Regions from separate parts of the Mus musculus genome. Here all the other regions are linked to region 1. A link is a loop called in an ENCODE intact Hi-C map of the cell type or tissue named here. Cell type or tissue: left cerebral cortex. All regions are shown on one strand. Region 1 has its middle 7.4 kb from the start of Gm30483. Region 2 has its middle 4.7 kb from the start of Gm36567. Region 3 has its middle 51 kb from the start of Gm36656. Region 4 has its middle 69 kb from the start of Gm36830. Region 5 holds the start of Gm36656 (a long non-coding RNA gene).

What was found. A loop is a pair of places that touch in the nucleus more often than their neighbours do. Peaks named below come from ENCODE experiments on the same cell type or tissue, not always from the same donor. Only the 100,000 strongest peaks of a DNase experiment are listed, where the experiment ranks them.
Region 2: a loop joins it to region 1, with 5 times the contacts of the local background. A loop is called at or near these places in 4 of 42 quality-filtered maps.
Region 3: a loop joins it to region 1, with 8 times the contacts of the local background. A loop is called at or near these places in 3 of 42 quality-filtered maps.
Region 4: a loop joins it to region 1, with 2.5 times the contacts of the local background. A loop is called at or near these places in 3 of 42 quality-filtered maps.
Region 5: a loop joins it to region 1, with 8 times the contacts of the local background. A loop is called at or near these places in 4 of 42 quality-filtered maps.

What each region holds. Positions count from the first base shown.
Region 1 is chr7:37,332,918-37,337,917 of GRCm38, reverse strand. It overlaps a transcript of Zfp536 not described here. Among named protein-coding and RNA genes, the nearest start is that of Gm30483, 7.4 kb to the right of the region's middle. In left cerebral cortex, no CTCF peak of the experiment used is centred here; DNase peaks (open chromatin) are centred at 583, 1,190 and 2,433; H3K4me3 peaks cover 940 bases; H3K27ac peaks cover 2,474 bases.
Region 2 is chr7:36,923,338-36,928,337 of GRCm38, reverse strand. No RefSeq gene overlaps it. Among named protein-coding and RNA genes, the nearest start is that of Gm36567, 4.7 kb to the right of the region's middle. In left cerebral cortex, no CTCF peak of the experiment used is centred here; DNase peaks (open chromatin) are centred at 1,174 and 1,933.
Region 3 is chr7:36,860,692-36,865,691 of GRCm38, reverse strand. No RefSeq gene overlaps it. Among named protein-coding and RNA genes, the nearest start is that of Gm36656, 51 kb to the left of the region's middle. In left cerebral cortex, no CTCF peak of the experiment used is centred here; DNase peaks (open chromatin) are centred at 810, 1,754 and 3,000; H3K27ac peaks cover 1,681 bases.
Region 4 is chr7:37,021,601-37,026,600 of GRCm38, reverse strand. No RefSeq gene overlaps it. Among named protein-coding and RNA genes, the nearest start is that of Gm36830, 69 kb to the left of the region's middle. In left cerebral cortex, no CTCF peak of the experiment used is centred here; DNase peaks (open chromatin) are centred at 1,938 and 2,120.
Region 5 is chr7:36,911,651-36,916,650 of GRCm38, reverse strand. It overlaps Gm36656 (a long non-coding RNA gene), which reads right to left and starts at 2,489. Exons shown (of 3, transcript XR_391270.2): 1 at 2,160-2,489; 2 at 1,756-1,924. In left cerebral cortex, a CTCF peak has its summit at 2,114; DNase peaks (open chromatin) are centred at 1,270, 2,184, 3,140 and 4,439; H3K27ac peaks cover 756 bases.

The DNA of each region.
Region 1 (5,000 bases):
AAGCTGGGAGAGAGTACCCCGTCTTAGCCTTGGCCGGCACCTGGGCACCGTCTGGCATCACCGGAGTGTGGCCTCGGCTGACTTGCCCTCCAGAATCCGGGGGTCTTTGTTTCTATGTGCAGTGTGGTCATAGCCGTGGTGGGGCCTGGGAGGGCCCCTTTCTAGAAGCTTCAGCCACCCTCCCAGTTAAATCAATGTTGGTACCCAGGAAGGAACTGCGCCAGAGGAAGAAGTGCACTCCTCTTTTCTTCCTATGGAATTTTTCCCCCTTTTTTTATTCTGAAGATAGAATCACTGTTTGTAAGCATCTGAAAGTCATTAGAAGCTCCGCAGTCTGTCAGGTGTCGACGCAAGAAACTGCTGGAATCAAACGGGTGCCTGCACCCAGGGCTGGGGATTTGTCATGTGCTGATGAGGAGTTATAATAATATATGAGCAAATCACAAGCATTCTGCAAATTAATCAAATTCTTTTCCCCCCTTCTCCCTTGTCTCGGGGAGAGTGGCTTTGCAGGCAGACGTAGGTGAAGCAGCTCCCGCTCACAGATGGTCTCTCTGGCATCAGATGGAATTTATGTAACAGTAATTCTGAGTTCCTGCCAAAGTAGCAGTGAGCACACCAGGGAAGATTGTAGAAGGCGAGTCATGTGGCTCTGCTGAGGTTGTTGTGGGAAGTTTAAGGGGGGAAATCTCGAATTTTCTTTTACTGTTTTTGCCTGAAGGGCCAGAAACGGAACGCCATTCTGCCATGGGCGAAATCCGTCACATCTCTCCTTGCCGCCTGCACTGAAACGAGCGCTTCGCAGCTGTTACAACTGCTGGCGGGTGACAGAGCCCCAGACCCGATCCTCGCCCTCCCAGCTCCTTACAAGATTGAAAGGGGAATGGGTTCACAAGGTGGGCGCAGCTACACGCTAAAAGAGGCCGGCCTCTCTCGCCTACGCGCGCGCGCGCCCCTCCCCTTCGGCTTCCCCTGGCATTGAAAAAGACCTACCAGGGCTTTTTCTTTTCAAGTGTTTTATTAAATGAAGAGTCTAACAACCCTCACTTTAATTACACACGGGCTTCGTTTATAATTCCCCTGGATTTATTCAAGTAGTTGAAAACGACGGTGCTGGTGATTAAACCGATCCTGTTAGTTTAGCAGGGTGTTGGTGTGTGATGTGTGTGTCACAGGGTGCTTGTGTGTACCTGCGTGTGGGTGCTTGTTCTGCGGCCTCCCTGTGCTAATGACGCCCTTATCCTGCCTTTACAACTGCCCCTTTGGGAAATGTCATCTTGTATGGGACAAAAGGACATAGGAGCTGACTCTCTGGATCCCCTGCGTTGAGGGACCCTTTCACGCTATAGGGAGATTTTTTTTTTCCTTATGCAGAGGGAAAAATCATAGCAAGATGGCGTGGAGGAGGCTGCATTATGCAATGGAAGTCCTAGTGCTGTGGCTTTGGGTCCCTCCCGTCCCTCCCACCCCCACCCTGCCATCCTAATGTAAAGCCCTGCCCATTTGTTTTGGTTTACGTGACTACAGAGAAATAAGTGGATTAGAGAGAAACTTTTGCATGCTTCATTGCAGCTGGATGCCGACATCTGTCATTCCTCAGCCATCTTCTGGATCATGCCAGCAAGGGAGAGCAAAGTCTGACACCTTTGATTTTTAGAAAGAGCCTTTTATTAGGGGGAAGAAAAGAGAAGAAAGGAATTGTGTTTCTTTTGTGACTCCATGAGAGAGGGGTGGGGTGGGGAGATAGCTACCTTTCTGAGGGCACCATTCATTCATTCATTCATTCATTCATTCATTCATTCATTCATTCATTCACTCACTCACTCACTCATTCATAGGCGTGCCACAGTAGCAGCCAGCAGTCTGAAAGTTTATGTTTCTGTCTTTTTTCTACACCATTTTCCATTGTTCCAGAACTAGTTGCAGGGAAGGGAGCACGCTAGGAAAATGCAGATTTCAAAATATCATGTCCATACATCTCCCGTGGATGAAGGCCCCGGGGGTGAGTAACCAGCAGGCATGGATTCCTTTAAGGAATGGGGTGTCTATAATTCTCTATCACACATTCTCTGACCTCAGGACCTAGAATGGCACTGCAGCTGGCAGAAGGTGACCCCAGTTTTTAGAGAGGTGCCATCTACAGGGTTCCCCCAACACACACCCTACAGAAATCGTGCTAGTTTTGATGAGTGCTGTGTGTAAGTTGTGGATTATCACAGGTAATCTTGGAGAACAACTTCTGGTAGACTGCCTCCTTATTCACTGTATTAGAGCTGTCCCTCCCTCTGACCACTGTGTCTTTTGAATGGGATGCAGTGCACACCCTTGGCACAAGCCTCGTTACCATATTGGTCCCCCCTCCGGCACTTAAACTCTACCGCAAACCAGAAACTAGAAGGAAGAGCTGATGTGTTCATTTTCAGAGACACAATGGAAAACAGGAAGCCAGGGAACAGGCCACGACCACCCACTTGCTTGTTTCCCTGGGTGTGTACAGGAATGAGGTCCATCTGGTGCTGAGAAGGATGTAAAACCCTCACCCCTCCCTCCCACCCACTCACTGCAAGGTAAGGCTGGGCTTGTACACAGGACCTTGTGAAGCTGAGCTAAAACCATGATGCTGGCAGCGCCTGCATGGGCACACATAGTGCATTCCAGGGGTGGCTTGGGGGCGGGGTGGGGGCGCTATCTGCTGCCTCCTGGAAGATCTTGCCAGACCTTCTGACTTCTCTAGGGGAACTGGAAAACCATATTTTAGTATGAAATCTTTTGTTTGTTTGTTTTTTTGGCTGTGTGTGTGTGTGTGTGTGTGTGTGTGGTGTCACCCATTAAGAGAGGCAGCCTTGAAGAAGAGGGGAAGAAGGAAGCTGTCCAGGATCATGGGGAGGAGCAGAGAGGAGAGGAGAGCAAGGAAGAGTTTGTGAGCTCCCTGAGGCCAGAAACTGGGAAGAGAAGGTCCAAGATCTGCCTTGTTAGGGCCTCTTTCTCACTCCCACCAGGATGTTCCCAGCTCCTTAAAGTGAAGAATAAGGATTAGGCAGAGGGGACTGCTCACCCCAGGGAAGCCTCCAGCTTCCTTCTTTATCCAGCCACTTCTATGCTTAGAGCTGCTAAGGTTCCCAAGTTCCTGGGGAAGGGAGGGACCCATAATTTTGGAAGCTTTGCCAGGTAGGACATGCTCCAGTGCCTGTTTCATGCCTTTGACAAGAAAGAGGAGATGGTGGGTTGTAAGGGGGAGATGGTGTGGTGTTGTGACAGCTTCACTGGGGGCTCCGGGCACAAGAGGGGACACCATTCTAAAGTCAATGGCAGCAGTATACATCGCAGGAAGGGATGGTAAGTTAGACAGCCAGGCAAAGGAGACAAGACAAACAAGGACCTATGAATGGCCATGGTGAAGGGGTACACACAAGTGCAGATGGGGCTTCATGCTGGCAGGTGGGTATGGCTGAGAGCTCTCCCCGTTACTCTGAAGGAGCCCTTTGGCTCTGTGGTCTAAGTTGTTCTTTAGCAAGATTTACCCAGCCCAGGGCTGGCAGTTAGTGCCTCAGGAATTCCTTCCATTTGCCCAGGGGCTTAGGTATCAGAGTTGGCTCATCACCCCGAAGGCTGAGAGGCTGGTATGACTAGCAGGTGTTACAGCTGCTGATGTTAGAGTCCCTCTCATGTTTGCCTTCTGAATAGTGCCTTTATTTTGTTTAATATCTTGAAATCAATATATTAAAAAATATAAAAACAACTAAGATAGCTGTGTTTGAGTCATAGCATATATCTCTGAGTCACTTTTTCTTTTATCCTAAGTTTGTGAACCTCAAAATTGCTTAGCACAGTGTCCACACCCCCACATGCTACAGACAGCAAAGTGTCCTGACGAGTGTCCCTCTCCTGGGGTGCACGTCACCCTGAGGCCCACGTCGCCTTCGTGTGGCCTCTCTTAGCAATTCCTTCAATATTAAATGCACTTGCCCAGAGACAAACCCAGAGTCTCATTAGAGTATTATTATATTACACAGCTGAAAATCTTCAAAAAAAAAAAAAAAAAAGAAAGAAAAAAGAAAAAAAAAAAAGAAGGAAGGAAGGAAAGTAAGATCATCGACCCTTTGAAGGTTATTTAATGATAAACGTAAATGTTTTCATAAAATCCGGGGATGATTTAAGATCCCAGATCAATAGTGGCTGTGGAGCTTGTGCCGCCGGCTGGCTGACCACCCAGGCAGGCTGGTGGCTCCACAGACCATGGCTGCCCGAGGCAAACAAATAAATGTGGTGTGACTTGGAACCACAGGGAGTGGTCTGGGCATGGGAGTTGAAGCTGCCTGGGAAGAGAGCAAAGAACGCGCGCGCGCGCGCGCGCGTGTGTGTGTGTGTGTGTGTGTGTGTGTGTGTGTGTGTGTGTGTGTGTGTGTGTGTGTGAAGGACAAGGGAGCATGGCAGGGAGCCCTTGCAGTGTCCAGGGTTGCTTGCAATGAGGGTAGGGTGGTCTGGACTCTTGTAGACTGTGCCTGGCAAAGCCCCCACTAGCCAAAGACCCTTTTCTGCAGCTTCTCCTGTTGGAGTTCTTCCCAGCCTGTGCCCAAAGTTACAGGCCACGGTCAGTTCAGCTCCGACTACACAGCCAAACTTTGGTATCCCTGGCCAAGCATGCATCCTCTCAGAGTCTCAGAGTCCCCCTCCTCCATGGGAACTTCAGAGAGGAAGTGTTTCCATATCCTAACCACACCCAGGAAAATTTTATTTGACTCTTCTTATGAGCCACATGCTAAATATTTTACGGACTTTCTCTCAGTCCACCCAAATCACAAACCGACCCGTGTCTTATCTTTTATCAGTATTATGACACCCATTTTACATCCCTGAGATCCAAGGGATGAAGTCGCTTCCCAAAGGGGCACACAGCCCCAGTCAAGCAAGGTCTGGTTATGACTTGAGAGCCTCTACTTTAACCGCTTTGATTCAGAAATCAAAACTACCAGGGCTCCATGCTGATACCTCCTGTGAAC
Region 2 (5,000 bases), 410 kb after region 1:
AAGGGTGAAAGAGTATGGGGAAACATAATAGTCTAGAGCAGTGGTTCTCAACCCTTGGGTAGTGACTCCTACAGGGGCCACATACCAGATCTCCTGCATATCAGACAGTTACACTAGGATTCATAACAGTAGTAAAGTTACAGTTACAATGTAGCAAGGGAATAATTTTAAGGTCGGGTCACCACAACAACATGAGGACCTGTATTAAAGGGTGGAAGCGTTAGGAAGGTTGAGAACCACTGCTTTAGAGAAAGGGAGCGTTCCAGGGTCTCCTTTATTCTAGAAGGATCGGGACTGGTGTCCAGGAGGCCTTCTGACTCACACAAATCCAGAGGAGAGGAAGGGAGAGAGCATCTCACGGCACACAGCAGAACTTCCTGGAATTTGGCCAAGAGAGGGGCCACCAAAGGCCTTGGGGCAAGTTCACCCACAGATGAGACTGATGGGAGAATCGCCTCTGCTGACCCTCCGAGGGCTGAGCCATCACTTATCAAGGCTGCTACTCCATCTTGTCTCCCACGATCCTCAAGACCCCAGGAGACTCAGAGCATCTCATGTTCAAGTGCTGCCTAGACTGTTACTAAAGCATCCCAAACACATTCGGTTGCTACATTTTGTACACTTTAAAAGTATCCATTCTGAATGGTTTGATGAAATTCTGCACTCTACCATGCCTTTCCTCCCCACCCCACCCCCACCCCGGGGAATGTGAGTCATTCCTTATCCACAGTATCCACAGTATATACACTACCTACACTGTGGAAGAAAAAGGAGTAGAAAAAGAAAAACTATATTCTCAGAATGTTAATCATGGTCTATTGTTATGATCAGTTTATTTTATTGTGTTATTCTTGTTAACCTCTTACTGGACCTAACTTATTCACTAAGCTTTCTCATAAATGCATAACCTTGGGAAAGCACAGTATATAATTATGCAAAGTTTGCAGTACCATTGGAACACTGTATTACCTGAAGATACGGGGGTACCTAGACTCTTAAACAAGTTGTCAATATGAAAGTCAACTAGAAAAATAGATGAAAAGTTTTGTTTTTTTTCAGCCATGGGGCATCCTGTCTTTACCAGCTCAACGTTCTGTGCCTGCTGGTGTGCGTTGGAGTGTTCCACTCCGGTCTAAACACACTGGTCTGAACACACTGCCGGCCACCTGCATGCCTGTGTCTGCTGCCACCAGAATGCGTCTTCCAGGCAGAAGCTGCAACTCTTCAGGGAAGGAAGGGATCAACCAGGATTCAAAGGACAGCTGTTAGCAGACAGCTAGCACACTTTCCTGAGCATTCCAAGGGACTCTGGCTTCAGCAGGACAAAGTACCCCACTCACGTGGCCAGATAAGCTGAAGGACAGACCCTCCCCACACCTGACACAATATCCTCCCACACCTGACACGAGACCCCCCAACAGGCTTCTCTCCTGTACAAGGTGGATCAGGGGTGAGAAAACTACAAGTCAAGTCTGTTTTTCTTCGGAGTGAGTCAATTGGTTAATCAGGGTGGGATTTTCCATCTGGGAGTTAAAAGGGCAAAGGGGGAAACAGTTAATTTTTCAAACCTTCACTTTAAAATACAACCCCCATGTTTCTGAGTTGCATTGCAAGAAGCAGTGTCAAGGCCAAAGCGAGCATATTTTAAAGTAACAGCGAGTAAATGCCAATTAAGCATTCTTAAGGCCCCCGGATGCTTTTCTTCCTTTTAGTTCAAGGATATGGTTGTAAGACAGAATCCTCATTTATCTATCATCTACCTCGTCCTCTCTATCCATTTCTTTTTTATTTAACTCACATCCCTAGTTTTAACATTTTTCTCCCTCTGTCACTAAGGACTATATCATCTATAAGAAGTGCATCATGTTCTCTTGACAAAGAATAGAAATCAGGCCAGCCCTGGAGTAGGCTAGTCTATGCTAAACTGGGTCTTACTCTAAAATGAGGAGAAGGACTGAAAGGAAGCTTTTTAAAGAGTACAAATTCCATCATCCTGGGGAGGCCATGACTGATCCCCCAGAAATCATGGGGGCTGGGAGTAGGACATGAAAGAATATCTAGAAACCCTTGAGGGAAAGGTACTGGATTAATTCGGGCTTCAGTTATAGCTGTTCCCATGTGCTGGTACCTGTGACATGTCTCTGGCATTCATTCATGCTCGTCCCATGGATGAGACCTAAAAGCCAGCAGAGGCTCTGTCATAGCGATAAGAAGGAAGACACTCCACCAGATACTTCATGAAAGAGGCCACTGGGTCCCGGCACACAGGTAATGATAACGTGAGTCTCTCATCCCAGCTACTGCTGAGGCTGAGGGAGGTATACTGCAAGGCCAGCCTGGACTACTTGGGGACACCTTAATTCAGTTTTCTTTTTAAAGTGAGGGAGAGGGCCGGGGATATGGCTGAGTGGTAGAATGAACACTGTAGAATACACAAGGCCCTGGGTTCCATCTCACGCACAATCAATCAATGAATTAATAGAAGCCAGCTTTTCAAATGATTCTGACCATTGCCACTCAGCCGTACATCAGCACAGCCGTTTCCATTCTGTGGTGAAAACAAGTCAAGGAACCCCACCTCCCAGTGATCAAAACCGAGAAGAGAAGAATAAAATAAATTCACAATTAGCCACGCCCACCACTCGGCTGTGCAGGGTTTACCCTGAGCAGAAGTACTCTTGCTTTATTTTATAAAACAATGCCTCATAAACCAAACAATAGCCCCGCAATTTCACTGCATTTAACTCAGTCATATGTTGCAAGCCATTTAAATAGAATAAATGTACTAGTGGACTGTCGCTCACGAAGTCTGGCTGTTCAGCTATTTGTTTGAGAGTAACATCTACATCGGTTTTAACATCAGGAGCAGGGTTGATTCATGTGCAAAACCTAATCTAAACATTTCCACATCTTAAAAACAACTAATTTTATGTGCACTGATGCCGGGAGTGCAAGTGTGCACCTCTATACTCTGTAGGCTGACAAACGAAGTGTTTAAAGTAAACTGATGATTTTAAGATAACAGAACTTAGGCATGGGCCGGGGGCGGGAGTGGGGCGCAGGCTGGAGAGATGGCTTAGTAGTTAAGACCTCTGACTGCTCATCAACAGATTCCAGATTCAATTCCCAGCACCCATAATCACCTATAACTCCAGTTCCAGGGGACTGAAGGTAATCGTCCAGCCTCTGTGAGCACCAAAGCACAGACTGGGTGCATAAACATACAGGCAAAACAGATGTGCACTTATTTTTAAAAGTTTAAAAAATGATTGAAAATTTTAAAAAGAACGAAAGTAGACTGTCCCTGAAGTGGCCACTCAACAGTTTAGAGCATCATTGCAGAGGACCCACATGGCAGCTCACAACCACCTGTAATTCCAAAAATAGTCTTTGCCCTCTTTTGGCCTTTGTAGAGTCCTACGTGTATACAGTGCATATAAACTCATGTAAGCGCACAAACAGATAAGGGTAAAAATATGAATCTATAATTAAAAAACAAGATGAGAAGTCCTTGGTGAAAAATATTCCACTTAAGAGACAGGTTATGGGGTAACTTTTTATAAAATCGCAGAAACACCTATGCCTCGTGTGGAACCAGATATACCAGTCCCCTCACCAATTTTACATGGTAGACCAGTTCTCCGTAGAATCTACTGTCCGTTTCATTTTCCTCAATGAGAACATAATTATATTATATTACTTTAATTAATTAATTAATTACATTAATCTTCAACAACCCTCCTCATGTGTTACCAGTAGCCCTGATGAATCTGAAAGTTGACATAATTCACTTATACAAGCCAAAAGACAGGATTTGCTCTCCACGTGTGACTTTCAGGAACAAATGGAAATCACTAAAAGGGAACTATTAATCAAGGGTTATGGAAGTTCTGAGAGCAAAGGTTACCTCTGTCTGGGTAGACAGTGGAAGACAGCAGATAATTTAGATAGAGTGATCTTCCAGTAAAAGATACCTCTAACCCATCCAAACATCCTGAAAGGCGAAGAGGAAAAAGAGCAGAAGTGCTCTGATGTCATTCCAAAGAGGCACGTGCAAGAACGAGTTGATGTCTTGAGAATTATCTAGCTGATAAAGGATAGAAAGCTGGAAACAGGAGAATAAAATCAAGTAAATTAGAGCTAGAACTCTCTTTAAACTCTAGCTCCGTGTACACTTGTGTATGGTGGGGATCAACACAGACAAGCTCAGAATCTAGGGTTTTAAGTTCATTTCTCATGTCAGCCACTTGCAGATTGTGCACACCGGGCGAAGGTACCACCTTTACACGCACAGTCCTTCCACGGCGCAGGGACTTGTTCTATGATTCCCTCATATATCAAAGTCTGTAGTTATTTACACACTGCCTTATGTAAAATGACAAGACCCTTTCACTCAACTTACTGTCATGGTTCAGATGTGAAATGTTCCCCATAGTTTCATGGTTTTGAACACTTGGACCCCAACTAATGGTGGTGCACTGGGAGGTAGTGGGATCCAAGAGGAGCTTGGATGGAAAGGGGAATACTGGTGGTGAGCCACATAAGTGCCCTGTAGCCTGCCTGTGCATCTCTTTGTCTTCTTCCTCTTCACCTCCTCCTCTTTCTCATTCTCCTCCTTATTCTTATCTACTATCTATCTATCTATCTATCTATCTATCTATCATTTACCACTTATCTATCACCTATGTATCTATGTATCTATCCTCTATTCTATCATTTATCTATCACCTATCAATCTATCTCCTAGTTCTGATCCTTTGAGATGGAATGAGTTCACACTGCTCCTGACGGAGTCAGCCTGCCATCCCCACCATGATATGGTGCACTGTAACCCCTAGTCATGAGCCCAGAGAAATCCTTCTTCCCATAAACTGCTCAGAGCAGGTATTTGGTCAATGTGTGGAGGAAGTAACTAATACCCAGAAAGACAACCACCCCCACACACTGAGTCAACTCTACGCCATTCTAACACCTAAGGCAAGGCAAGGCTATGGTGACAT
Region 3 (5,000 bases), 470 kb after region 1:
CTTAGAGACTGCAAAGACCAAGCATAAGCCACCCACCACCCACCATGGGCTGCTGGGAAGAGTTTAGGATGCACATCTTGCAGCTTGGGAAACTGAGTCTTGGGGAGGCGAGAAGCTACACTCACATAGAGATGTGACAGTTGAGATATGCACTCAAGCTTGCCCCTCTCCAGGATCAATTGAAAGACATAGGACCCTTCATCCCTGTGGGCAGCTTTCAGCACCTTCTTTTGAGATGCAAATATAGAAGCAAAAAGGAGCAATCGAAGAGACCCCCAGCAAGGTATGGTATATACAGTTCCTGGAACCTGCACGATGCTCTCCCTCCAGTCTGGAGCTATGTTGGTCTGGTGGCTGGCACAGCTCACCATGCTCAGAGGTTGTTTGCTTCATTGGTGCAGACATCCCCCAAAGCATCCCAGAGCCAGCTTCCAGTCACCCTGACCAGGACTGGCAGCACTGGCCAGATCAAATCTGCAGTTTTGGTGCCTGACAGGCACCAACTGACTCAATTACTGGTGCTGTTGGGCTAGACTTCCAGAGACACTTTCAGGCCATTTCTTTTCCAAGGTGCCTTGAGGTCAAGGCATCAGGATCCCCATCTAAAGGACCTGGCCCTGGAGACTAGGAAAACCTTCAGTCCCAGTTGGAAACTAAAGCTGTCTCTTCTCCACGAGGCACATCTTTCCTCAAGGCCCTGTGTACTTCTAGTGTCTTCTACTTTACAGTTCTGGAAGAGTCACAGTACCAAATGTACAAAGCATTTCACACTGGGGAGGGCTGGACTCGTCATTCTGGGCCAGTTCCCCAGTGTGGAACAGACTTTTATATAAACCAAGAAGGCTGAGAGTCACCCTCACTTACCCCGCCCCCTAACTGTGCAAGTATCTTCATATTTCAACATGGTGAGGCACAAAGTGTGGATTCAGTATAGATGCCTGGGATACGGGCAGGCCCTCTCCAGAGGTGGGAGGGCCTTGACAACTAGCAAAAGGAAGAGACCATTCTTGAGTGTGTCCAGGAGCCAGGGACATCAGCTCACTGGGATTCAAGGACCAACAAGATCAGTATACTCTGTGATGTCAAAATGTGGTCCAGTGCAGAGAGCACATGATCTGCAGCCGAGCCAAGCCTCCCCACTGTGAAGGGCTAAGTGGCTGGAGACTCAGGCTGACTCAGGGGTGTTCCGAGGAGGTTCCTTTGTGTAAGAATTAGGAGTGAGAAAGACATTTGGGTGGTGCTCTGTAATTAAGTACTGGAAACTTTACCGGCAGATAATCTAAAGATCCTGGGTATGTTTGTGCACTCCCTATCTTTTGCAGTGTGATGCTCTCTTCTACTTTTGGAATCTATCAGCAAAGATTTCATCACTACACATTTGACCTTGGATCTCCAGAGCCTGGTGTTATCCAACCTCACGTGTTGTATTACAGCAATACAAAATGAACTGGCATGCTCTGCCACGCCGCTGCCTGCTCCATTTCCACGGGGCCATCAACGCTACATTTTGGGGGGTTACTTGCCCTTAGTCTCTCCCTTACAAGGATGTGTCTGATAACATTTGGGGCTCACGCAGATAATCCAAGATAAACTGCTCTCAAAAATCCTTGAATTGGATTTCCCCTGCAGTGTAAAACTTGTTCTGACTGCCATGTAAGGCAGTATTCACAGGTTCTGGGTGTTGGGGAACAAATATAACTTTGGGGGCTAACACTTGCATTTATTTTTTTTCTTTAACCTACTGAAGTTTCTGCCTATGTAAGTTGTGCGTGGTGGCATTCTTCCATAGTTTTAGCATTCGGGAGGCTATGTGGGAGGGTGGTGAATGTAGAAATGGCCTGGGCTATGTAGTGCACACTGAGTCCAGTGTAGATGGTAGATGGTAGTGTAGATCTCGGAACCTAAAAGGGCTAGAATTAAACCCTATTCGTGCCTCAGTTTCCTTATAATACCAGCTTCCTAACAGGAGAATCCATGTGAAAGGGAAAAGAGTAAACCTAGCTTGGTGATGCTGCTGTGGCTGCTGCTGCTGCTGCTGCTGATGATGGTGATGATAGTGTGAATATGGCTATCATCTCTTGAGCCCCCTATATGGTTATTCCGCATTCTAAAGGCCTTTACACTAGCTCTACAAGATGGAGCAGTGGAGGCTGTTTGAGATTTGGGAGAGCCACATGTGGATCGAATGCATAACTGGCTGCCAAAACACATAGTGTGGCAAAGCACCTGTTCCCTGTGATATGTGTTCCAAGTTTGTTTGTCTTCCCTATCACCCTGTGAATGCCTTTAGATGAGTTGACCTCTGATGGTTGATGTATCAAGGTTTGGCACTGTCTGGCAGAGTACTGGCCACTTAAGGATTACTAAATTGGTGAAATGGATAGATAGGTGAGTAGATGAGTTGATGGATGGATGGATGGATGGATGGATGGATGGATGGATGGATGGATGGATAGATGGGTGGGTGGGTGGGTGGATGGATGGATGGATGGATGGATGGATGGATGGATGGATGGGTGGGTGGATGGATGGATGGATGGGTGGGTGGATGGATGGGTGGATGGGTGGATGAATGGATAGATGATGCATGGATATATTCATACATGAATACATGGACTTATGAACATATGGATGGATGCACCAATAGCTTTATGGGTGGATGAGTGCATGGACAAATAAATGGGTGGATGAATAGGCACATGGGCATGTGGATGCATGCATAGATGCATGGGTTGGTGGGTGGATGGGTAGACAGACAAGTGGACAGGCAGATGGACAGGTGGATGCCTGGATGAATGGATTCATGGACACATCAACAGACAGATCAACAGACAGATGCGTGGATAATACCCTGTTCTAGACAGCAAGGGCAGGCCGCATGCCCACTCTTCTCAGCCTGCCTCATCACACACATTCAGTCAGTGCTGGTGAAGGGCCAACACAGTAGCACGGTGACATTTCTCTTTCCTCTGGTGCACATTTCCTCACGTCTAAACATGGGCTGAAAAACATCCAAGCTTTTCATAGCGATTTAGTTTCCAGAAATTTCCAAGCCCTGTCTCTGAAGCAAGCCATAACAGCTGCCTGTGCTGGGTCTCCACACAGCGCAACACAGCTCAGAATTGCTAATCGCCTTGGGATTGCTGTTACCAAGTGAAAACACAGAGCAGCACCAACCTGTCTTCCCACTAATGCAAATTCTGTCCCCCCAAAAATGTTGCTAAACATCATGTTGGCCTGCCACAGATGTTCCTTCGCTCTCTCTGATGTGAGAGATACTGGAAAGCAGGAGCTGAACGCCTTGATGGACTTCCTGTAGCTTTGGTGATAACTGTGGTCAAGCCATTCTCCCAGCACCTGGATCTGCTATCAATCTGGCCACCCCCCTGTGGGGAGGTTCACACTGGGGCAGGAGTGTAATTCTGTACACCTTACCACTGATCACAGCCAGAGTTCAGAGTGAGACCTTTCCTTAAAAACCAAACCAATCAAACCAATAAAAAACAGTTCAGCACAAGGGTTGGTGTGGTTTGGAGGGTCACAAGGAAGAATCCTACCTACTCTTCCTGGCATTTAGCCCCTCCCCTTGACATGCGAGGGGTAGAATAGATGGACCATCTGCATGGGGGGGCCCTGTGTGCCCTAAGCCACAATAATATCACTCCATCAGGTCATTTGTGCCCTTGAGTGAGGAGAATAGATCCTCCTGGGTTTGCCATTAAAATCTCTTTATGGAGTCTACGACAGCGGGAAGGGAGGGGAATAAGGAAGGAGGGAAGAGAGAGGAAGGGGTGGGGAGACTGACCTGCGGTCTGTGGAGGGAGAGCTGGGACTCAGGGAAGCACTGAGGAACCAGGCAGCCATTCTCAACCTGAGGTTCTGCATCTCCACAGAGGTCACGTATCAGGCATTCTGCATATCAGAATTTACATTACAATTAATAACAGTAGCACAATTACAGCTATGGAGTAGCAATGGCATAATTTTATGGTTGGGGTCACCACAACATGAGGGACTGTATTAAAGGGCCGCAGCATTAGGGAGGTCGAGAAGCACTGGATGAGACGAATGTCCAGAGCACCACGCTGATTGCAGTCAGAAGCAGAGAGCACCTGGCAGAACTTGTGTCATGTTGGCAGACTTAAAGAGCCATAGGAGCAACAGAACAAGGGGGAGAAGAGTGGAGACGCACACGAACTATCCCTAGCTAGTGAACCCTGGGCCTTGGCCACGCAAGGTGAGTGTTCAGCCATGGACCTGCTACGTCTACAGCCCTTTTTGAAATTACACATTTAATTTTGAGACAGCTTCCATAAGTTGCCCAGACTGGCTTTGAACATGTGATCTTGCTGTCTCAGGTTTCCAATTAGCTAGGATAATAAAGGTGCATTAACATTCCTGGCTCGGGCCAGGGAACTTTTACAATAGAAGACCGGCACAGTGCCCCATACTGTAACAAGTGCCTGGTGCCATAGCTTACAAAGGAGAGAGTGTTACTTTGACTCTTAGCAGAGGTTGGGCAGTTGAGACACTTGCTTGTGGGCTTGTGGTGGGGAAGGAGCTCATGATTACAGCAAGGAGAGCATCACTTCACGGTGGCCAGAGTCAAAAGAGAAAGGAGAACCTGACACAGCAACACACACCTAGAATACAACAGCTTGGGATGAGGGGAACCGTGAGGTAGCCTGGCCTACAGAATCAGAAACAAAAGAAACAAGCGAAAGATTATAGCATCCTTCCTTCATCTCCTTCAAGCTCACAACTCCGAGGCCTAACTTCCTCCCGTTAGGCCCCACCACTCAAGTCTCTGTTTTTCCCAGAGCACCACACACTGAGAACCAAGACTTCAATACAACTCTTCGGTGAGGCTTAGCCCAGCCATTACAGGTGGATTTGCCTGTTTAGGTTTCTTTAGGCTGCTTTATCAAGTGAAAATTGACCACTTCATTACAGATGCTGGAAGCTGGCTGGTTAGCCGAGAAAAGAATCTTAAACGGGCA
Region 4 (5,000 bases), 310 kb after region 1:
TGAGCTGAGATAAAGTGCTCCTCCTTTAACCTCTCTTAAGGATTTTGGTCGCAGCTAAACAAAAGTCACTGCTATAGACGCTCACCTTCACGTTAACCTGCGGGTCAGTGGCAGGGCAGGCTGACTGTGGATCACAGAGAGGTAGGCAGTGGATACCTGACAGATGCTGGAGCCCGTGGAGGGACATTATGGCACCTACCAGGAGATCTTCAGAATCTTGATTTTCCCCCCCACCCCCCCACCCCCCACTAAACATGGTATTAGGACTGTGAAAGACTTGGATTCCAGCCTAATCCCGGGAGATTCCTTTTCTTTTAGCCTGAACAATGGACGTCTATCCTCCTTGCTGGGCACCTTTGGATAAAAGTCAAGGGACAACCTGCTAACCAAACATATTCGAGGAAAGTCTGCTTATAACAGGGCAGGACTGGGCAGAGAGAAACCCAGAAGCATTTTCTAGGTTTAAAGAAGGGGGGGAGGCAGTGAGGTGGGAAGGGGGAGGAGCTCTGATGTGGCCAGCGCTAGGAACTGAAAGCTCTATCTTTGACAGTACTGTTAAATCAACAAACTAGCCGCGTATAAGCATTTCTTTATTCCAGACTTCTGTGTGAGCTCATGAATGCTCTTCTTATAAACATTCCTAGCATGTGCTCATGTGGTTACTGCCCCCAAACGTCTTAACCTCTCCTTCATAAAAAGGATTTGATAGCATGGTCAAGGACCATGGGAAGTTACCGGTTAATACTAAATAAGGGGTGCTCTGGTTCTGCCTGCTTGCAGTACAAAAAGTGGGCTCAGGAAAGATGATGGCATCTGAGGGAGGTAATATCATGGACTTCCTGACAGAGGTGACAATGAAGAGAAGGAGATCAGCCCACATACACGTAGCAACACAAATCTGCAAAGCCCCTCTCTGGGAAGCCTTCTCTGTTTTCAACTGGGCTCTGGCCTTCTTCTCCTTGAGTGCTACTCTGTCATATGCTACTCAAATATGTTTCTCCTGGTGGGTGGGACACTCTCGGTCTGACCCATCTTTACATTCCATGGTGATTACACAGAGGGCCATGTAGCCCCGATGGCCTGGAAGAAGACATCATTTAACTGATGTTCCCTGATGGGCAGCTAAGATTTCCCTTCAGCCTTCATTCACCCATCCATCCATCTACACTCACACGCAGGGAACCACGCCCCACGAGGCCCAGAAACAACCAATGCTGGGCAGGACCCTGAGAAAGTCCCAAGCTCATGATGCACAGGTGCATATTGGGAGGTCAGCCAGGCATCTGGCTTTTGGGAAATTTCCTCTCCCAGACTGTGTCTCTCTTTTTGTAACAGGGGTGGATGTGAGGGACTGGCTGGATTCCCAAGGCTGACCTTGTAGAGCCTTATCTAAGGCTCGCCTGCTGCAGAAGGCCCCCAGCCCCTCTTTCTTCTTTGGAATTGAGTAGCATTGCAGGTGGCTGGGAAATGTGGAGCAAGAAGCTCTCTCTCTCTCTCTCTCTCTCTCTCTCTCTCTCTCTCTCTCTCTCTCTCTCTCTCTCTCTCTCTCTCTCTCTCTCTTCAGTTTTTTTGTGCTTTCAATAGACAGGGTTGTTGGCTTTGGGAGGTTGTTTATTTCAAGGATGCAGGGAGGTGATGGGATGGGGGTGGAGCCATTCTCAGATAATAGCCATTGCTTGTGCTCAGACTCCTGAGTCCAGATACCACCCTGGTCCTTGGCTTTCCCCTGGGTCTTTCTGCACCTGGGGAGCTGAGGTAGACAGATCCCTTGCAGAGTGTGAGGCTCTAAGCCTGGCAGAAGGACATAAATAATCAGCCATCGGTCTCTAGCTTGACTATAAAAAGCGTGCATATGTTGTGTGCAGGTTTTCTTAAGGTAAGGGACAGAGCTGGGCAAAGCGACTTCTGGAACTGCCCATATGGGGAGGCGTCTTTCGCTGGTGGCTCCGCAGACAGAAATTGCCCATCTGCGCTGTTTGTAGGTGTTTTGAATGATTATATTATTAGCTTTGTCTGTTCAACTTTGCTTTTTTATGGTGGCTTTAGTATTGCAGGGGAAAAAAAGAAGAAGAAGAAAGAAAGAAAAAAAAGAAACATAAAGCAGCCATCTGGCTCTGGATTTGTGATCGTACTCTCTGTCAGGAGAGAGGCAGCCCCTGCTATCTTAGGGGGTGGAGTAGACTCTGGGCAGTACTCGATTCAATTCTGCCCTTAGCTAGGGAGCAGGTTTGGGGTAAGTAAAATTTTTCATGTCGCAGGGGAAGCTGGCTCATCTCCTGGTTTCTCCACCCCCGCTCCACCTGGATGCTTTGCCTTGGCACTCACCTGGGTAGTGGAATTGCCAATCAATAACATGTCCCTCAAAGCCACAGGATGGCTGGAAGAATAGGCTGTTCTTGTGCTTGTGGTAGTAGAGACCCGGGCCTGAGCTGTCCCTGCCGCCCATGCTTCTGGGCCTTAATTTGATCTGTGCTGTGACCTGTGTAACTTTGCAGGGCATCCTGACTGCAGGTAGCAAGACAAAGATTTATTTGATTATCTGTGCATGGGTAATTCATCTGGGAAATGCTCTCCGTGTCAGATGGTGCAGGCGTGGGGTTATTTAGGGTTGTAGAGAGTTCCAGGGCTGGGAGATTGCCAGGAAGTACCAATCCAGCAAGGTCATGAAGCCTCCTTACCACGGGGGACACCAGGTGGGTCCCAAGTCACACTTCAGGCAGAGGGTGTCATCTGCCTTTTTGTTGCTTGGGGACAAAGACAACAGAATTATGTAAGCTTTTTCCCTTTTTCTTTCCTTAAAAGAGGAGAGAGGAATTTAAAGAATCCAAGAAGCAGCTCTCCACCTTTTCTCATCTCCGGGTTGGTTACACTGAGACAGGCCACTGCAGCTGTTGGCTGCTGATAGCTTCTGAGAAAGGAAGTTTCTTTAAGGTAGCTAGACCATGCTCCAGGGATTCTCCACCCACCCAAAAGTACATGAGTAACACAAATTGGGTTTGAGGGGCTCAAGGGGAAGGGGGCACACAAAATTGGGTGAGTAGGGAAGGGGGAGGGGGAGGGGAGGAACTGGGGGAGGGGATGAATATATTCAGGACACATGGTACCAAATCCCTAAAGAACTAATAAAAAAGTCATTGCGTGTGTGTGTTATATGTGATATACACCATGCAACATATGTGATATATGTATCATGGTATGTATTGTGCCGTGTCTGTGGTAGACTCTGCCATGTTGCCTGTCTTTCACTGCACTCAACCATGGCCACAGCTGCAGTCATTTGTCAGTTCACTGGGTGGGTACAGCATCTGCCGAGTGGGCATCTTAGAGACCCAAGGTTGAGAGGAAGCTTCTATACCAAAGGGAAGAATTATAAAAACATTCACTACAGTACTGGCTTTGTTTCTGAAGGTTTTGTTAACATATGTTCACGTATGAAGTGATGGGTCTCATCAGAAATTTTCCTCTTAAGTGCTTCATGCACGTTGACTGTGTTTACCCCATTCTCATGTCCCTTCAGCTGTGTCTTACGATTCCCTTTCCTTTTCCTAAAGCATCTCCCTTCTACTTCCTACTTTCATGTCATGCACACACACACACACACACACATACACACACACACTTACATGTATGAAACACATGGCACACACTTATATATCACATACACTCATGCCACACACACACACACACACTTACATATATCACATGCCACACACACACTTACACATGCCACACACTTATATACATCACACACACTTATACACGTCACACACATACTTACACATATCACATACACTCGTGCCTTAAACACACACTTACACATATGACATACACACCATACACTTACACATATCATATACTTATATACATCACACACATGCACTTACACATATCACATACATTCATCACATACACACACACACACACACACACACACACGGGAAAACAAAATATTTCTGGCTTAGCATGACCTAACATGATGGTTAATCTCCAGTTTCATCTGTTTTCCCTCAAATGATAGAATTTTGTTCTTCTTTGTGTTGCCCATGCTTTCTACATTCTCCCCATCCATTCGTCTGGCTGTTGTGAATAGGATATCAGTGAACTGGATCTGCACTGCAGTGGCTAGGAGGAACCCTGTCAAGTACGCATCCTTCCCTGCTATTCTGTTCCCTCTCTGCTGGGAGGAACTTCAAGAAGTTCCAGACTGATGTCTCTCTTCTTGTGGGTGCACGTGAAGAGCAAAAAGCAGATGCTGAGGATCTGAGAGGCCACACTTCCAGTGTCTTCTGAGAGGCCAGGCAGAGGCAGGTTCCTGAAGGGTTATGGAGACATTGGGAGGTCCTGAATGAGAACTGGCAATGCTGGGCATTGTTAAGACTCTGGAAGAAAATGCTTCATGGTACAGGTGGCATGCTAACACCTAACAGCTGTGGCCTCAGTTGGCAATGGGCTAGTGGGCAGAAGCAGGGATTATGCAAATTTGAACCAATGTCATCTTATTCAGAGAACAAAGGAGACCCCCACACACTTTAGGACACTGCCCTCTGCTTTGCCAGAAGAAATGACCTAATTTAAGGCTCCAATGGCACCTTCATGTTGAACAAAGTCTATGGTCTTTAACAGAATAACAAAAATCCCATAGAGTGGTTGAGTGCTGTTGAGATAGGAGCCTCAAGTTCACATCATCATGAGGGCTTCCCCAATGTCAGAGAAAGTGCCAGAAAACACAAGAGAGGGGTCTACAAGAGCATGGAACTTGAAGTTCCAGCAGGAGATGCTGGAAGCTCAGCTTGGATCCATTCATCTTATAGGAGCATTAGGAGATTGACTTAGGAGGGATCCTGGTCTCCTAGGCCACTAAAGCCAAACATTACTGGAAGCCTTAGGCTGTTGCCATTCTGAGATAGATGTGCACTCTGAGGTTTCAGACTGCCTGGGTTTGAATTTTCTCACTCTTTATTAGCCGTTATGACCATTGTTAAGTACTTAATCTGCCCTTT
Region 5 (5,000 bases), 420 kb after region 1:
TGTGTGCATGCATGTTCTTGTGTATGCAGGAGTATGAATGTGAACATGCACATGCATGTGTATATGTGAGATATGTAGGTCAGAGGTCAACCTTAAGTATTCATCAAAATAACCACCTTGTCTTTTGAGACAGGGTTTCTCATTGGTACCAGGGACTCACCAATTGCACTAGACTAGCTAGTCAAAGAACCCTGGAAATTGGCCTGCCTCTGCCTTCCCAGTTTTTGGATTAGAAGTGTGCCTCCACGCCTGGTTTGCTTGCTTGCTTGCTTGCTTGCTCGCTTGCTTGTTTATGTGGGTGCTGGGGATGAAACTTGCATCCTTGAGCATATGCAGTAAGCACTTCACTCACTGTGCCCTATCCTCAGCCACTGGATTGTTCTTGTTGGATTTTTGGACCTATCTGGATATTCTGGATGCTCTCCTCTTGAGATCTGTAATCACATCTCCAAAGACCCTTTTAGCAGACAAGGTCACACTTACAGCTTCTGGGAAATGGATGGCTCCTTTTGGCTGCCACCATTCAACAAACCACTATATCTCTTCACATGTAGCCCCTTTCAAAACAATGTCTCCAAATGCTGCTGAGAATCAGAAACCAGATTCTAGGAGATGAGCCCACCTCCCTGTGGGCCTACATCAGGGCTGCTTCATTTCTTTGCATTCACTTGGCTTCAGATAGGAGTCTTCCCAAACCCTCTCATTGTGCTGCTCATAGTATAAGAGCTAGTGGTGTCCTCTGTATGTCATTTTGCCTACTTATGCCATAAAATTATATTAGATTTGAAAACATCCGCTTCCAGTTTTGGTTTGGGATTTGACAGACGCACTCATTTCTCTTGTAGCCTTTAGTGTGATATCAAGCCAGGCGCACTCTGTTACTGAGGCTGCATGGTGGTCTCTTGTTGGACCACCTGCCCCAGATGTGAAGCACTATGTTCAACCAGCTCCCAGTAGCCCAATGGTGTTCCTCCAGGGCCCACCACTTATTGGCTGAGTCTTTCAAAGGTTCCTTTGTCTCTCAGGTCTTCTGTCCCTCTCACTATAAAACGATGATGAATTAGAAGCGGGCCAGTTAATGCCTACAGACTAAACCTGTACCGTGACTTGTTTTTTATAAATAACATTTTATTAGAACATAGTCCCACACATTCAGGGTTGTGTATAGTTCCTTTCATGATACAAAAGCGGAGGAGCTGTGACTCAGACAGAATGAATCACAAGTGGTTCTTTATAGCAAACGTTAGCTACTCGTCCCTGGGTCTCTTCCAGATGTATCCTGCTGTGATTCTTTCTGTGAATCATGAGTAGGGTGCTGTGGTGAGGGTGAGGTGAAAAGAACGTGTTGTTGGTGTTGAGCTGGGTGGCACAGGCCTGTAGTCCCAGTGCTGGTGAAAACAGGAGGATCTAAGGTTCTAGGCCTGCCTGAGCTACAGAATGAGTTCAAAACCAACCTAGGAAAGTTGGTAAAACCATGACTCAAGTTCCAGGCCAGGGAAGGCTCTCTATCTCAACAGAAGGCAGATGGCTGAGGAGCAACGCTCTGTTTCTCTGGCTTCGACATGCACGTGCACACACATGGGGGCGCGCACACACACACACACACACACACACACACACAAATTAAAATTTAAAGAGCACCATGAATCTTATAGCTGTACTAGCTTGGATAGCTCTTGTCATGTGGTACCCCAAGACATCTGTGCTCTTGGGGTCCATGAAGTCTGTAAGACCAACCCCTGGAGAAGGTCTCACCTGATCTCCTTCACATTTTGTCTCCCTCCAACAGACAAATAAATCATGAGGTCAGGTGACTTGCATGTCTTCTGAAAGCCCAAGACCTGAGGCAGTCCTCTGTGTCCTCAGCCACCTAAGGACACCGTCTATGTCCAGGACAAACTGTCCCCTCAGGAGTTCAAATCACCTGCGAATGAGAGCAGAGCCCCTGAGTGACTGCCAGCCTCAATCTCTTCTGTACTCCTCTCCTATTTGTTAAACAAATCCCGATTTGCCTTTTTAGGCTGCTCTTGAATTTTATGGCAACATGTAATAAACATCTGACTGCTTTTATTTCTATTTAACTTTTATCTTGAATGTCTCTGCTGTTTCAAACCAAATATTTATAGCATCGCACAGCCGCCCGCAATTCCATTCCTCACCAGCACTGTCATTTCTCCTGCTTGACGCCACCAGCCCAGCGGAGGGTTCAAGAATGTGGGAGGCAAGTGGTCTCTTATGCCCCATGAGATTCACAGCATCTGGGGCTGAGTCACTGTCTTCCTCGGGCAGCAAACAGCTTTGCAGGCAACTCTGGTCCTTGGGTTCAGTAAGGACATCTCCAGGAGCCTATGCAGCTTCGTATATTCCACATCGTCATGGCTCAGTACTAGGCTTGGCCCCGCTCTTGGGGAGATTCCCCCAAATCCAAAGGGACACCCTGTCTTGTTTATTATGGAGTTGACTTGGGGTGTTCTATTTTCTCTGTTAACTCTGAGGCTTTAATCCCCACCCTGCCCCACCCCTACCCCTACCCCATACCTCAGGGTTCAGGAGTCCAGCTTTCTGGTCCACCAGGGCTCACTTCCAGTTGTCACACCCACCAGAAAGTGCTGCCAGCACCACTACAGATCATGTGTTTATCAGGGAGCCCTGCTCCCTGCTAGTCTCTGTCCCACTGCCTTCCTACACCATGACAAACGCCTCTGATGAGCAGCTGACAGAAAGAAAGATATTCTTCTGGCATCATTTCATGAAGGTAAGCGCCTGTTGCTCCTGGACTTTTGGTGGATGTCAAAGAAGACTCAAGTCATTGCTGAGAATCGGGAAGAGTTTCATATCCCAATCAGGAACACATCCTAGTGACCTAAAACCTGCAACGCCATCATATCACTGGGTCCCCAGTTCTTGTTGAAGGAGATGTGTTGCTGGGGGAGGGCTTAAGGTTTCAAAGGCTGTTCACCATTTCCAGTGAAGAACTCATTGCTTCCTGTTGGTGACTCAGGATGTAAGCTCTCAGCTGCTGTGCCAGGGCCATGCCTACTGCCGTGATCCCTGGCACGATGCTGATGGATTCCTATCCCTCTGTTACTGTAAGCCCCAAGTAAATCCTTCCTTCTATAAGTTACTTTGGTCACAGTGTTTTATTATCACAGTCAGAAAGTGACTAATATATATTTTTAACATGCCTACACCAGGCTATGCTGGCACATTTTAGCACTCTGGTTATGCATAGGGAATCCCACACAGAGCTTTGGTGAGAATCTTCCACTTGCTTATATCGACTTTCTGATACTCCAAACCCAGTCCAAGACAAGGTATGCATAGCAACTATACCTCTAAGACAGCTTGGGCAGCCCTAAGCTGAAAGTCAAGAAGGACCTCAAGCCGGAAGCTCTTGAATGCCACCATAATGTCACAGGTGGAAAGTCTATCCCACTAAACTTTGCTTCTTACACGAAATAATTTTTAAAATATTGTATTAACTTACCTCCAGTCTCTGTGTAGAAAGGTAGAGATCGCTGTGACAAAACCTCATGACTAAAAGCACCTTAGAGAGGAAATGGCTTATACATCCCTATCTCAATCCATCACTGAGGGAAACCAAGGCAGGAACTCAAGGCAGAAACCTGGGGGTAGAAACTGAGGCAGAGGACATGGAGAAATGCTGCTCACTGACTTCCTTTCTAGGCCCATGGTCAGCTATCTTTCTTATATTACCCCCCCCTGGCCAGGGCCCTTCTACATCAATCATCGACCAAGACAGTGCCTCATGTATTTGCCTATAGGCCACTCTGATAGAGGCTCTTTCTCAAGTGAGGTTCCCTCTGCCTAAATAACATTAGTTTGTGTCACATTGACAAAAATCTAACCAGAATAATATCATTTTAGGAATACACAAATATTCTCAGCCCCCAAGCTGTTCTGAACTATGGAATACTTTTCTGGTCCCATGCCTTTCAGATTTCAGATATGAGACAGCCAGTTCCTCTTCTCATTCTCAAGGTTTGGATGACCTCCTCTAAGCTCCTCTCTCTCTCTCTCTTTGACATCCACGGAGGTCCCCACCTCTAGCATTCCCCAGATAGTCACTATTATATGCTAAACATTAGTGTCTCCTCTGTGTTTATATATATGTGAAATCTGAATGCCAGACACAATGGCTGTAGTGGGTGGATCTTTGGGGAGGTGATGAGGTCATAGGGGTGGAGTTCTCATAGTGGCATTAGTGACTTAGAAAAGGGATCCTGGAGAGCTCCCTGTTCTGGAGGCTCTATGAGGAAAAAAAGCATCCGAGAGTCCAAAAAAACAGCTTCACTCCCTAGATTTGGACCAGACACCCTGATCTTGGTCCATGAGTCTACAGATTTGTAAGAGACTAGCCTGTATTCCTTTGTGACAGCACTCCAGACAGACCAAGACAGCCAACTTCCACCCACACCAGGGTTTTTCAAACACTAGAAGAGAGTCCACTGCTTCAGAGCTTTTCTGGTCTTTTTAGTATACCCACCTACAATTCTTGGAACCCATCAGGATGAAGGGGAAATGGGAGGTAACTCCACATCTAACTGAAAGTCTAAGGGGCTTTCTGTTTCAAACACAGCTTATCAGGAAGCTTGGGTGATGCTATCTGGAAAAGATGTCTCCCTGGTAATAAACCAAGCAGTATGTGTAGCAAAAGGAATTCTCACGCGTTGCTGGTAGGAGATAAATTGGCAGAACTGTTTGAGAAAGTAGCTGAGAGTTATCTACTGACAGTGACCAAATACATATCCTACCTGAAGCACTTCATTTTGGGGTCTGATCCCAATAGAAACAAATACTTGCATTCACCAAAAGGGAAGAATTGTGGATATTACATGACTAAGAGGGAAGACCTTGGAGCAACAGTACCTTGGGATGTTCTCATCAGGAGACACAAGACTTCTAGAATGCTGGAGCCAACTCTCTGTCTCATCTCTCTCTGTCTCTCTGTCTCTTGTCTTTTTCTTTCTCTTCATCTG